3 separate regions of the Homo sapiens genome follow, and regions 1 and 3 are each linked to region 2. A link is a contact called in ENCODE Hi-C data. All regions are on one chromosome and are shown on one strand. The core of a region is the stretch at or near the end of the contact, and the rest is flanking DNA. Distances in the headings are between cores, read along the strand shown.

What was found. A loop is a pair of places that touch in the nucleus more often than their neighbours do. Pooled maps may share reads with other maps.
Region 1: a map with no recorded cell type shows a loop between it and region 2 (5-fold over the local background). The contact joins two enhancer-like sites. A Hi-C loop is called at or near these places in 2 of 37 single-sample maps with no recorded cell type and 2 of 50 pooled maps.
Region 3: a map with no recorded cell type shows a loop between it and region 2 (21-fold over the local background). The contact joins two enhancer-like sites. A Hi-C loop is called at or near these places in 3 of 37 single-sample maps with no recorded cell type and 2 of 50 pooled maps.

What each region holds. Positions count from the first base shown.
Region 1 is chr2:131,586,700-131,590,615 of GRCh38, forward strand. No RefSeq gene overlaps it. Among named protein-coding and RNA genes, the nearest start is that of LINC01087, 48 kb to the right of the region's middle. RefSeq lists an enhancer at 1,609-1,758. Within about 2 kb of position 1,597, at least 2 of the 41 ENCODE cell types and tissues checked have a DNase peak (open chromatin) inside an H3K27ac peak, as active enhancers do.
Region 2 is chr2:130,374,163-130,378,431 of GRCh38, forward strand. PTPN18 (protein tyrosine phosphatase non-receptor type 18) reads left to right here. Exons shown (of 15, transcript NM_014369.4): 15 at 1-1,243. Among named protein-coding and RNA genes, the nearest start is that of PTPN18, 20 kb to the left of the region's middle. Within about 2 kb of position 2,914, at least 3 of the 41 ENCODE cell types and tissues checked have a DNase peak (open chromatin) inside an H3K27ac peak, as active enhancers do.
Region 3 is chr2:128,751,860-128,756,194 of GRCh38, forward strand. No RefSeq gene overlaps it. Among named protein-coding and RNA genes, the nearest start is that of HS6ST1, 440 kb to the left of the region's middle. RefSeq lists an enhancer at 2,731-2,930. Within about 2 kb of position 2,617, at least 7 of the 41 ENCODE cell types and tissues checked have a DNase peak (open chromatin) inside an H3K27ac peak, as active enhancers do.

The DNA of each region.
Region 1 (3,916 bases), core at 347-2,846, 1.2 Mb after region 2:
TGGTAGCACACTCCTGTAGTCCCAGCTACACAGAAGGCTGAGGTGGGAGAATTGCTTGAGCCTGGGAGGTTGAGGCTGCAGTTAGACAAGACTGCACCACTGCATTCCAGCCTGGGTGACAGCCTGTCTCAAAAAATAATAACAGTAATTCCCGATTTTAATAATTATTCTAGAGTTGTGTAAAAGAATACCCTTAGGAAATGCACACTTTGGGGTAATTATGTCTATAGTTTACACTGAAATCATTAAAAGAGGTATGTAAACAGACAAAGCAAATGGGACAAAATGGAGCAAATTTCTACAAATTTTAGAAATTGGTGAGTCTTGGTTAAGAGAAGGAGGAGGATTCTTGGTACTATTCTTGTGACTTTTGAAATTATATAAAAATTTTAAGTTCCTAAAAACTGGCTGTAGAACTATACGCTCAGAGTGAGCATTTATTTTGTAAAATAGTGATTAAGACCAAATCTTTAATCAGTTAAAAATCTGATCAAATAAAAGTAGTAATATATTACGGTATTTTTGACATCAAATCATTGTAAAGGGGCAATAACTTACAAGTTTGTCTCCAAGCACAGTACATTTTTATGGATTTTTAAAGAATTCACGTTCCCGTAATTCTTACCTTCCTCCACCTAAAGTGACACAGTTTACCAAATAATTTGGAGTAATGGTTAGATTGGGTTAAATTCTCAAGGCTTCCTCTTTAAAAATCATACATTTAATTCGGGTAGGGAATGACTTGGCTTCTTTGTTCCTGTGAAAGAAGTATATAAAAATGCCCCCTTAGTAACTATGCAGTCAGCTTACTATCTCAGCAAAGTCATTGTGAACTTCTTCCCTGTCTCAGGTTGGAAATAGGAACCAATTCAAGGTAGATTAAAGACTTAGGGCCGGGCGCAGTGGCTCATATCTGTAATCCCAACACTTTGGGAGGCCGAGGTGGGTGGATCACGAGGTCAAGAGATCAATACCATCCTGGCCAACATGGCCCGTCTCTACTAAAAATACAAAAATTAGCTGTGCATGGTGGTGGGTGCCTGTAGTCCCAGCTACTCGGGAGGCAGGAGAACCACTTGAACCCGGGCGGCGGAGGTTGCAGTGAGCTGAGATTGCGCCACTGCACTCCAATCTGGTGACAGAGCCAGACTCCGTCTCAAAAAAAGAAAAAAAGACTTAAATGTCAGACCTGAAACTATAAAACTACTAGAAAAACATAGAGAAAACTCTTCAGAACATCGGCTTAGGCAGATAATTTATGGATGAAATCTCAAAAGCACAGGCACCAAAAGCAAAAATAGTTGAGTGGGCTATAACTTCTGCACAGCAAAAGAATCAACACAGTGAAGAGACAGCCCCTGGAGTGGGAGAAAATATTTGCAAATTACTCACCTGACAGGGAACTAATGTGCAGAGTATAGAAGGAACTCAGACTCCTCAAAAGTTAAAAAATCAATGCCATTAAAAATAGGCAAAGGACAGGAATAGAGACATACAAATGGCTAAGATGTATATGAGAAACTGCTCAACTTCATTGATCAGGGAAATGCAAATCAAAACCACAGTGGGATATTATCTCACCTCAGTTAGTATGGGTATTATTAAAAAGACAAAAAATAACAGATGCTGGTGAGAATGAAGAGAAAAGGAAACTCTGCTACACTGTCAGTAGGAATGCAAATCAGTACAAGCATGATGGAAACCAGTATAGAGAATTCGAAAAAAAGAAAAAATAGAACTACTCTATGGTCCAGCAATCTCACTGGGGGGGTATTTATCCAAAGGAAAGAGTTCAGTGTAACAAAGGGGAACTTGCATGCTCGTGTTTATCACAGCATTATTCACAATAGCAAAGACACAGGATCAATCCAAGTATTCATCAACAGATGAGTGGATAAGATGTGCTAAATAGACACAGTAAAATACTATTTGGCATAACAAATAAGGAAATCGTGTCATTTTCAGAAACATTTTCAGAGACAGAAGGACAAATACTACGGGTTCTCACTCACGTGAGAGCTAAAAAAACTTGATCCCATGGAAACAGAGAATACAATGGCAGTACCAGAGGCCAGGAAGACTGGGTATGTGGAAGGGAGAATGAAGAGAAGTTGGTTATTGGGTACAAACCTACATTTAGAAGAAATAGGCTGTAATGTTTGACAGCAGGCTGTGGTGGCTAAGTAATATTATTATGTGTAAATATTCAAAGTAACCAGAATACGCATTTTATGCATGTAACAAGTATTTGTATGTACCTTACAAAGAGGTAAAATATTATGTGTCAATAAGATGGAGAGGTTATGCCCAAGCCTCCAGAGAGGGGCTCCTTGGATCCGCACAGCACATCCTGCATACCTGCATCCACTGCTGCGCTATGCTCCTCGTATCTGAGCCTTCATGCTCTGGTCCCCGAGGCAGGTGGTGCTGACTCAGGTGGCCACACTGTGGACCTGGGTGTTGGTGGCCCAGAGGGTGGGTGCTAGAGGCTTCCTGCCCTTCTTGTTCCACTGGGACCAGACGGAGCCAGGCAGTGACAGGGTACCACCTTCTTGACCGGATCCTGGAACACAGGAGTGTCACCTGGCCCCTCGTCATCCCAACTTAGCACCCAAAGTACCCCCGGGCCGGGGCCATGGCTGGGCTGGAACTCAGGATGGTTAGGATGCAGCTCAAGCCTTGTGGCATCTCTGGGTTCTCTGTCCACTGAGGGTGCCCTGGGATGCAAAGCTGGTGGAAGAGGTTGGCATTTCCCCAGCCTATCCTCACTCATGCCAAGCACCCCAGACTGTCCTTCCTGGTCCATCGCCCTGGTCACATTCCCCAGGGCAGCTCAGGGCTTTGTTCAGGGATTTCCTGTAGTCAGGTGCCTGATAAGTGTTGAGACGTGCAAGGCCACGTGGGCAGATGGGGAGGTGCTCTTTGGTGAGCACCCCCAGCAGGGCAGTCCCCCACCCAGGTGTCTGCCTGCTCCTGCTTGTGTTTGACTGTTAACAGCGCTTCATGCCAGGGCCACCAGCTCCCATCCCTCCTGTCAGGAAGGACACAGACAGCAAGTGCCTGGGTGGTAAGGCATTTGCCAGGTAACACAGGTGGCAAGTGCCAGAGCTGGGATTTGAACCCGGATCATGGCACTCTGTGTGGGGCAATGGAAGGTTTGAGAACGCCCATGTAGGAAGGAAGGGCAGCCTGGCCCCACTGAGCCCAGCTGCTCCCTGTGACCCTGGAGGAAACTATTCAGCCCCCAGCTGGGGAGAGAGTCCAGGAGGCCAGGCTTCCCCTTGCTTCCTGGCTCAGGGGATCACAGAGGGACAAGGAAATTTAGTGTATGTGTCTTCTTTTTGTTTCATTCAAAGTTTAATTTAGTATCAAGCAAGAGGAGCTTTAGTATCAAGCTCCTCTTTTTAGTATCAAGCAAGGTAGCTTAACCCTTCATAAGACTTCAGTTACAAAATAGTACTTTTTTTTTTTTGCACTTGTGATTGGCTTCCCCTCTACTTCTTTTGGTAAGAGTAGGTTGGTGTCCAGGCTCAGAATCCATTTTTCCTCCCACACCAAAGCACCTGTGGTTTGGGTGAAGCAGCCTGGAGCCTGGCTGCATAAAGCTTTGCAGCAGGAGGGTCCCGGTAGGAGGGTCGAGGTGCTACTTGCCCTGGTCCAGCTCAGAGGCCAGCACCAGGGAGGCTCAGTGTCCTGTTCCCAGGATCTGCACATGGGGTTGCCTTTCTGCATCTCCCCATCAGAGTGGTAGGTGCTCCTCCAAGCCCCCTCATGCCGGCCTGGACACAGCGGTCTGCACCTTGACCCTATTGCATGCCAGTGGAGCAGAGCCCCCCAGGCCAGAAGCCCCACAGCTGTTGGCCCTGGCTTGGACACTGGGCAGGGGGCACCAGGGCAGGAGCTGGCTGCAATCCTG
Region 2 (4,269 bases), core at 1,664-4,163:
CAGACAAGTCCCCCAAATGAGTACACATCTCCAGCTATTCAGACAGATGGACCCCCAGCAAATCAGGACCTATCTAGGCAGACCCCAGCCAGACCCCCGCCAGACAGACTCCCAACCAGACTGACCCCTTACTATTCACACAGCCTGCCGAGTAGCTGGGACTACAGGTCTAATTTTTTTTTTTTTTAAGAAATGAGTTTTTGCCATGTTGCCCAGACTGGTCTTGAACTCCCAACCTCAAGCAATCCTCCTGCCTCAGCCTCCCAAAGTGCTGAGATTACAGGTGTGAGCCACCAGGCTCAGCCCCCTAAGATTTGAAACACTTTAAATGGCCCATGGTAGGGTTCCTGCTAGGATAAAACATTAAGCGGCTGTTAAAAGAAATAAAAGGAGGACACGTCTCTGTGCACTGGTGTGGACAAATCTCCAAGTCACTGCAAAATGGAAAAAGTATAAGATGCTCTTTCCCTGAACCTCAAGGGTCCCGCCCCTCTCACTTTCAGGTCTCTGGACCTCTGACTGACACTGTGCCTGCCCAGGTCCCTGTATGCACTGCCACAGTGCCCTGGGCCCCATGTCCACCCCTGTCCTGCCCTTCTCTGGGATAGGGCTGGCCTTCCTCTGCCTCTGCCTGGCTGCATCCATGGTCGATCTCAAGTGCCTTGGCATGAACTCCACTCTCCTGCAGCCTTCAATCAAGGAATGATGGGGATGTGTACATACCCCACCCCACCCCTTGGCAGGGTGATGCTGAGGTGTGGATTTTTAACAGTTCCCAGACTTTCCCAGGAGGCTTGGGTTTGGGTGCCCACAGTGGGAGCTGGTGTGATATCATACCTTCGCCGGCCGCCTTTCCTTCCTGTTCTCTGTGCCCCTACTCCCACTCTAGAGCTGCCCCGTTTCTCTGTTTTCGTGAAAGAGCTGACCCTGTGCTGCCTCCCACTCTCCCAATGCCCCTGCCACTCCTGTGAGCCTGCTGCTGGTGAGGTCGGTGCTGACCTCTGTGTTGCTGGATAATGAGTCATCTATCTCTGGAGGAGAAGAAAGGCAGGTCCTCCACAGCCCTGATAAAATCTCCAAGTCTCCCAGTTTCGGGTCCCTCTCCTGGGATGCAGACCCACTGCCTGCCCAGCTGGTACGATCCACATGCCCTCTTCTTGGGAATAGGGGCATGGGAAAGTGACTAAAGATACTGTTCTGGCTGCTGTGTTCACTGTGAGTAATAAACTGTCCATTTCTCCGATTCAGAGGTCTGTTTTTCCTTTTTTTCTTCCCCAAAGATGGAGTCTTGCTCTGTCGCCCAGGCTGGAGTACAATGTCGCAATCTTGGCTCACTACAACCTCTGTCTCCGCCTCCCAGGTTCAAGCAATTCTTCTGCCTCAGCCTCTCAAGTAGCTGGGATTAAACGCGTGTACCACTATGCCCAGCTAATATTTGTATTTTTAGTAGAGATGGGGTTTCACCACGTTGGCAAGGCTGGTCTCGAACTCCTGACCTCGTGATCTACCTGCCCCTGCCTCACGAAGTGCTGGGATTACTGGCGTGAGTCACTGCTCCCGGCCTTGGTCTGGTGTTTTATACACATGTGCATGTGATGTGGAGCTGTGCAGGCCACCTTGTCAGCATGCGAGGAGGGTCCAGTCTCTGCGCCTTCTTGGTTTCTGACTTCACACCCAGTAGCCTCACTCCTGGCCCAGCATGGCAAGCACAGTTTCCACTCAGGCATTTGCCCTGGTTATTCTCTCTGCCTTGGATACTTTTCTCCTAGATTCTGCCTCTAATATATTTGAACATTTACCTCTTAATATTGTTTCCTGTCTCTCCTGATCAGAATGTAAGCTGCGTGAGGGCAGGAGTTTTTGTTTGGTTTACAGCTACTGTCCCAGCTCCGAGAACAGTGCTGACACTTAGGAAGTGTGCAGGCTGATTTATCTCACACCATTTACTCCGGGTTTCCTCACTTCTAGTAAAGTATGACACCTTGTCTCAAATATTCTTTTCCTCTTTCCAGACCCATGTCTTTGCTCATGTAGATCACTACTTCAGGCTGACATAAAAACCGTTCTCTTGTTAAGAAAGCTCAGCAATGGGAGAGGCAATCCTCCACCCGTCTCTTGCTCTCCTACAGGTCTTTCCTGGAGGTAGTGGGTTGAATGGTGGCCCCCAAAAAGATAGGTCCAAGTCCTAACTTCTAGAACCTGTGAATGCGACCTTATTTGGAAAAAGGGTCTTTGCAAATGTAATTAAAACACCTGGAGATGAAATCATCCTGTATTTAGGATGGGCCCTAAACCCAATGATGTCTTTATAAGAGAAAAGAGAGAGAGACGCAGAGACAAAGAGAAGAAGGTCATTGAGATGGAGGCAGAGATGGGGATGAAGTGTCTGCAAACCAAGGAATGCCAAAGATTGCCAGCAAACCACCAGGGGCCAGGAGAGAGGCCTGGCCGATTCTCCCTCACAGACAGTAGAGGGAACCACCCTGCTGACCCGTCAGTTTCAGGCTTTGGGACCTCAGAACTGTAAGAGAATAAACATGTTTTGAGCCACACGGTTTATAGTCATTTGTTATGGCAGCCACAGGAAACTCACACACTGGGTATCCAGGAATGCAAGGCCTGGCCGCTCCTGAACTGGGCATCTCAGAGCTGTGTTTGCAATAGGACACTGCAGCAGGTGATGTTTCCTTCTGGATATGCCCTGAGCTCAGGGCTCCTCTTCTGCAGTGCAGCCCACTGGGTGCACAGCATCTGTCTGGGCTCTCACAAACCCCCATGGGATGTGGGGGTCAATGGGACCGTTGCAGGCACCATACTCGTGTTGCTTTGTTTCTGACCCAGTAGGAACAGTGAAGGCTCAGCTGTCAGTTTCCAAGTAGGATCGGATCTGATGATGCCTCCTTTTCACAGGAGTTAGTTACTTCTCCTTTTCTGCTTTCAACATCCCCTGCCTTGACTTCTCTCCTTTGTATGGCATTTGTTTGTCTTAGACCGTGACGTCCTGAGAGAAAACTAGGCCCCATTTGTGGTTAGGTTGGTTTCCAATCTCAGGGGCAGAGAGCTGCTTTACATAATTGATGAAAACTTTGTTTCTGTTTCCTAACTCTCGATTCAGTGCTTTTTTCACATACTCCCAAGCTTACATGTCCTTGCTACCTTCAGAAACAAAACATGGTATTAAAAGTTGCTGCTGGATATTGGGCAGCTGATATCTGACCTCATGAAGCAGAAGGGGAGGGTGAGGAATTGCCACTTGCAATAGGGATCCCCTGAGCTTCCCTGATACTAACATGGTGGGGGGGGGGGCTTGATAAAAAACAAAGGGCAGGCTCAAGAGCTCAGGGCTGCTGCTGAGAGTCTAATGGCTTCTCAGCCCCTGGTAACCTTACCCTCCAGGCCCTACTCCCACCTCCTCTCCTGCCTCCCACCCGGTCAGTGCTCCACCAAACTTCACTGCCTTACTGGAGTGCTCCTCCCTACCCTCTCCTTCGGCCCAGTCTCCTTCATCCCGGGAGACCCAGCTCACATCTCACCTGCCCTGGGGATGTGGGGCCTTCTCCCTCTCCAGAATTTCTCTTCCCTCACACTGCTCCTCAGAGCACTTGGTGTCCACTTCATCACACCCCTGCCCTGGGCCGGCAGGATCCGGGGGCTACAGGCAGGTTCTATGGGTCAGGGATGGGTCTTGCTCCTCTTTGCCACCTAGGTGTTTGGAGCTTCCCCTGCACAGAGCAGTGCTCCGCAAATGCTTGTGGATTTCAGCTCAGTCAGTGTAATTGCTCAGTTGTGTACCAGAGAAATGGTCTTGTTGGAAAGAGCCTGCAGAATGCCAACTGCAGCCTCAGCGAAGGTGATAGAAAATATCACTAAGCAACGATGGCTTATCACTCTTTGTTCAATTATAGCTAAGTTCAGCCCAAACATAAGGTCAATATCTGAATAAACTATGCAGTAAGTGGGAATTGTTTCATTTATTTTATGGCATAGTTATTTTAGAATATACAAAATGGTCGAGGAGACATGAATCCTTAAGAGTGTATGAAAAAGACAAGTGTTTATAAAGCCATACCAGCATCCAATCAATGTCAGAAGCTTTAAGAGCTGAGAAATGTCCAAACATAAAGTGTACTTGAGAAGTGATTTCCATTGGATTCCATTGCTCTCAAACAGACCCTGGCTCTGCAGCCTTACTTTTGAGGATGACTTCTCCAACAGATCTGTCTGCCTGTCTGGGGACAGATGATTGATGAGGTCAGCAAGCTGAACGAT
Region 3 (4,335 bases), core at 1,367-3,866, 1.6 Mb before region 2:
ATTTTACTTTTTTTGTTTGCTTGGCTGCATTTCATCCCCAAGTCATTCTCCCTCTCCCCTCTCCCCTCTAAAGGTCCCGTAGACGTATTCCCGAGTTCCCGCCAGCCGTGACAGTCTGCCACCTATATAATCAAGGGGAAACTTGGCTGAGTAAACAGTTTTTTTTTCTTTTTCTTAGAACTTTTAAATCCACACTCCACTGTCCTTTTTTTTTCCTGCATTTTAAAAATGTTTTTCTTTATTGTGGTGAGACATGCATAACATAAAATGTAGGGTTTTAACCATTTGTCCCCTAGTTTAAATGTTGCCCCGGGCCTACCCTTTCCCTGTTCATATTAGTGGGTTGGCATTTTTTTTTTCTAAATGTCTCATGGTTGCAGCCTACTTTTTGGTATGTTTATCTGGGTATTTTTTTTTTTTTTTTTTTTTTTTTTGGGATGGAGTCTCAATCTGTCACCCAGGCTGGAGTGCAATGGCATGATCTCGGCTCACTGCAACCTCTGCCTCCCGGGTTCAAGCGATTCTTTTGCCTCAGCCTCCCGGGTAGCTGGGACTACAGGCGTGCGGTGCCACGCCTGGCTAATTTTTGTATTTTTAATAAAGACGGGGTTTCACCATGTTGGCCAGGCTGGTCTCAAACTCCTGACCTCGTGATCCATCCACCTCGGCCTCCCAAAGTGCTGGGATTACAGGGTGAGCCACCGCACCTGGCCTTATGTGTGACTGTTATTTCTGAACCCAGCTGGCTGGGTTCTTGAGTAAGACTTTCTGGCCCTCTGAATTTTCCCTCAATGTCATTGCTATTGCCCTCCGTCACTGCTCCAGAGCGGTGGGAGACGAAAGCACTGAGCCCAGGTGATCCACCCCTGCCCAGTCATTTCTTGGCCTGGCTTGACTAGCTGAATGCTTGAAGCACTCTTTGCTTATCCTTCCTGTTCATTACGTTAACCAGGAAACTTCCCATGGCCGTGGTTCTGTATTAACATTTTCTGAACAGCGTGCTCCTTTTGGATTGCTTTCAGTTCCTGTGTCTTTGTTAATGAAAATAATCGTGTATTTGCAAAGACATCCTGTCGCCTTCTGTGGGGTTTCCATGTTAGGGACATGTGTGTGTCAGGTCACGGCTCCCCGGGTCTGTTCTGCATTTCTGTTGTCCTTTCTCTGACTGCTGTCCTCTCTGGGTCCTTTCTCAGGCATTCACCGCCGCCATCTCCATCTCAAGCCTGTCTGCCTCTGTGTCAGGAACTCACTGGACATTTTGTCCCCTGTTGTTTTTGTTAATCTACTAGTTCTGTTAGGAATGTTGCTTTAGCACTCGATGTTTCTAAAGGTTCTCTTTTAAAGCTGTTCTCTCAATTTTAGTCTCATTCACGTTTCTATCCAGCCTTCCTCTGGAGTGAGGGACTCACAGAGTCACACTCTTCTCCAGGCCTTTGTGTGCCATGCGCCCCCCTCCTTTGCGTATTTTCCCTGGAATATGCGTGTCTCATCCCTGCGCAGTTGCTGTATCTCTCTCTCACCCTTAACTTCCCTTGCTCAAATATCATTGGGTGAATTTTCCTTGACAGCCTCCCTGCCCCGTTTGACATGATTGCCTTCCTCCGGGGCTCAGTTCCAGGCCTGCCTATTGTGTTTTATGCATCGGTGTTCTCCTTCCGTCTTGGAAGGAGTGGGAAGGAGAACATCCTCGGGATATCCAGTGGGAGGCCCTCAACCTGCTGGAGCCCAGATTTCTTCCTGTCTCTCCCAGAGCCAGAGGAAGCCAGCTGGGCTTCCTTCCTGTCTCTCAGGTTGATCTTTCTATTTTCCAGGGTGGCCCATTTACCTTGTAGTCACCACATTTGGGGGCATTGAGAGAATGCTTAGAACTTTTTTTTTTTTAACCTCCTTTGCCAGCTTGACCTCTGGTTGGTGGAGAAGAGTAAGCGCCATGCTGAGCTAGAATACTCTGATTTTTTTAACTTGGCCTCCTTGTCTGCAGCTCTAGGATGCAGTCCCTTTTCCCTTGCTTGGAGGCAGTTGGGAAGGTTTTTGCTGACTTTTGTCCTCATCTGTTGGAGAGAAGATTTGTGATCCAGCGTCACTCTCCTCGTATCATTATCCCATTTCATTTAACATCAAAGCCCTCACTAGTCAGAACTGGGCCGCACGCGTGTATATTTAGAAGTGCCTGACATCCTTCCAGGGCTGCATTCTCCTGCATTATCATATCAATTGGAGCCCTGCTCCTGTGCAGGTGAGGTGGGGCTGGGGGTTATCTTGCAAGATCAGAGACATAAGAACTTTATTTTGTGCTATATATAAAATCTCAGTTAGGAAATTAAATTCTGCACGGGGGAAAGATGTCAAGGTTGCTTTGATCACATGGAAAAGCAGCAGAGGCGCAGCAAGAGAGAGATAACCAAAGGAGGAAGCTTGCAGGCGCCTCCTCCCAGGCCAGCTGCAGGATGTGGGCAGGAGAGTCTGGGCTCTCAGTCCCGGTGGAGACAGGCCCTGTGTGCAGTGAGTGCTGCAGGAGATGGTCTGCTTACAAGCATGTGCTTCCTGTCATCAGTGCAAGCTGTTAAGTGTGAGAAAAAATGACCGGCAGTGAAGCAGAAACTCACTAAAAGTATTAATAGCCGGTGGCTGTCACCACTTGCTTGCTGTCCTTTACACCAACACTCCCCTAGCCCTCTCCCAAATGCCCAGGCTCATTTACTCCACTATGCAGGACCCCACAGGATGCTGCGGTGTGTTCCGCTTCTCCTCTGGTCTGAACTGTACCTGCACACAGGGCAAGTCCCAAGGGAACCAGAAGCCACCTGGAACAGGAAGCAAATAATAGCACCATCACCACCACCAGGATAGCTGACATCAATTACTGATTGTCTACTAGGAGTCAAGAACTGTGTTATTGTTTTACAGACATTATTTCCTATAAGTTGATCTCATAGTACAGATACAGAAATGGAAGAAAAAAAGATGTTAGGCTATGTATACACATCATATGGCTAGAAAATGCCAGAGAACTTTTTCCTAAGTTTGTTTCTGAAATGCAACATATATTAACTTTTTCCATCTCTTCACCTGACCCCCAAAGATAAAAAGACCTAGAAATCAATCCCACAGTCAGTCTGGGTGGAGTCCGTTTCCCTGTGACGGGAAAGCATATTAACGGGAAAGCATATTAAAGCTGAGGTCCTGCAATTCAACCCACATCCCTGACCCTCGGCCCTGGAGACTCTGGGGGGCAGTGAGCTGTGCACCCCAAAGAGACAGAGCTCCGGAGGCCGAGGCGGGCGGATCACGAGGTCAAGAGATCGAGACCATCCTGGCTAACACGGTGAAACCCCGTGTCTACTAAAAAATACAAAAAAAATTAGCCGGGCGTGGTGGCGGGCGCCTGTAATCCCAGCTACTGAGGAGGCTGAGGCAGGAGAATGGCGGGAACCCGGGAGGCGGAGCTTGCAGTGAGCCGAGATTGCTCCACTGCACTCCAGCCTGGGCGACAGAGAGAGACTCCGTCTCAAAAAAAAAAAAAAAAAGGAGACAGAGCTCCTCTGCTTCCAGCAAACCTCCCTTTTTCTCTCCAAAAATACACATGCATGCCTTTTTTCCTGCTTCCACTGCTGACTTAGTCATTTATTCATTCGGTCAATATTAACCGAGAGTCAAAAAGTCCCAGCCGCGCTCAGGATGCAGCAGAGAGAAAAGCGAAGACCCCTGCCCTCATGGAGCACGCCCTCTAGTGGGGAGAGACGGAAAACAACAAAGATAAATAAGGAGTATTCCAGGATTTATCATGGTTAAGTCTCAAGCAGAAAAATCAAGCAGGAAAATGGAAAAAGAGACTTCACATTGGCCTCTTGTCTGTCCTCACCCGGCAGCTTTCCCAGTGTCGAGGACCCCTCTGAAAACTTTTTTTCGGAACTGGCTGTTTAGGTTTCATATATACCCTGCTAGTGCCAGAAGATTTTAACCATCTCCGGGGCTGTGCCTTGTGTCGATTATGCATGACCATGGATAATCCAACAGCTCTGTGCCCCGGTAGGAGCTCCCTGGAAGAGTGTTGGCTGATGGTGTGACAGCAACTGTAACTCTGCATAAAAGTTGCAGGGGCTCCTTGCCTACGGAGGACGCATGGATGCCCCATCCTGTGGGCTGTGGGGAGAGAAGAGCAGGGACAGGAGAACTAGCATGTCCCACGGGACCACCTGCCAGGCAGTGGCGGTGGACGTGTTTTCTGAGACAAGCCTCACTCCCGTGGTTAAATAGGGGCTATCTACATTTTCAGAAACTCATAGACGTGAGGAGGTGCACCTGCCCGAGGTTCTAAAACTATGGAGCTGAAGA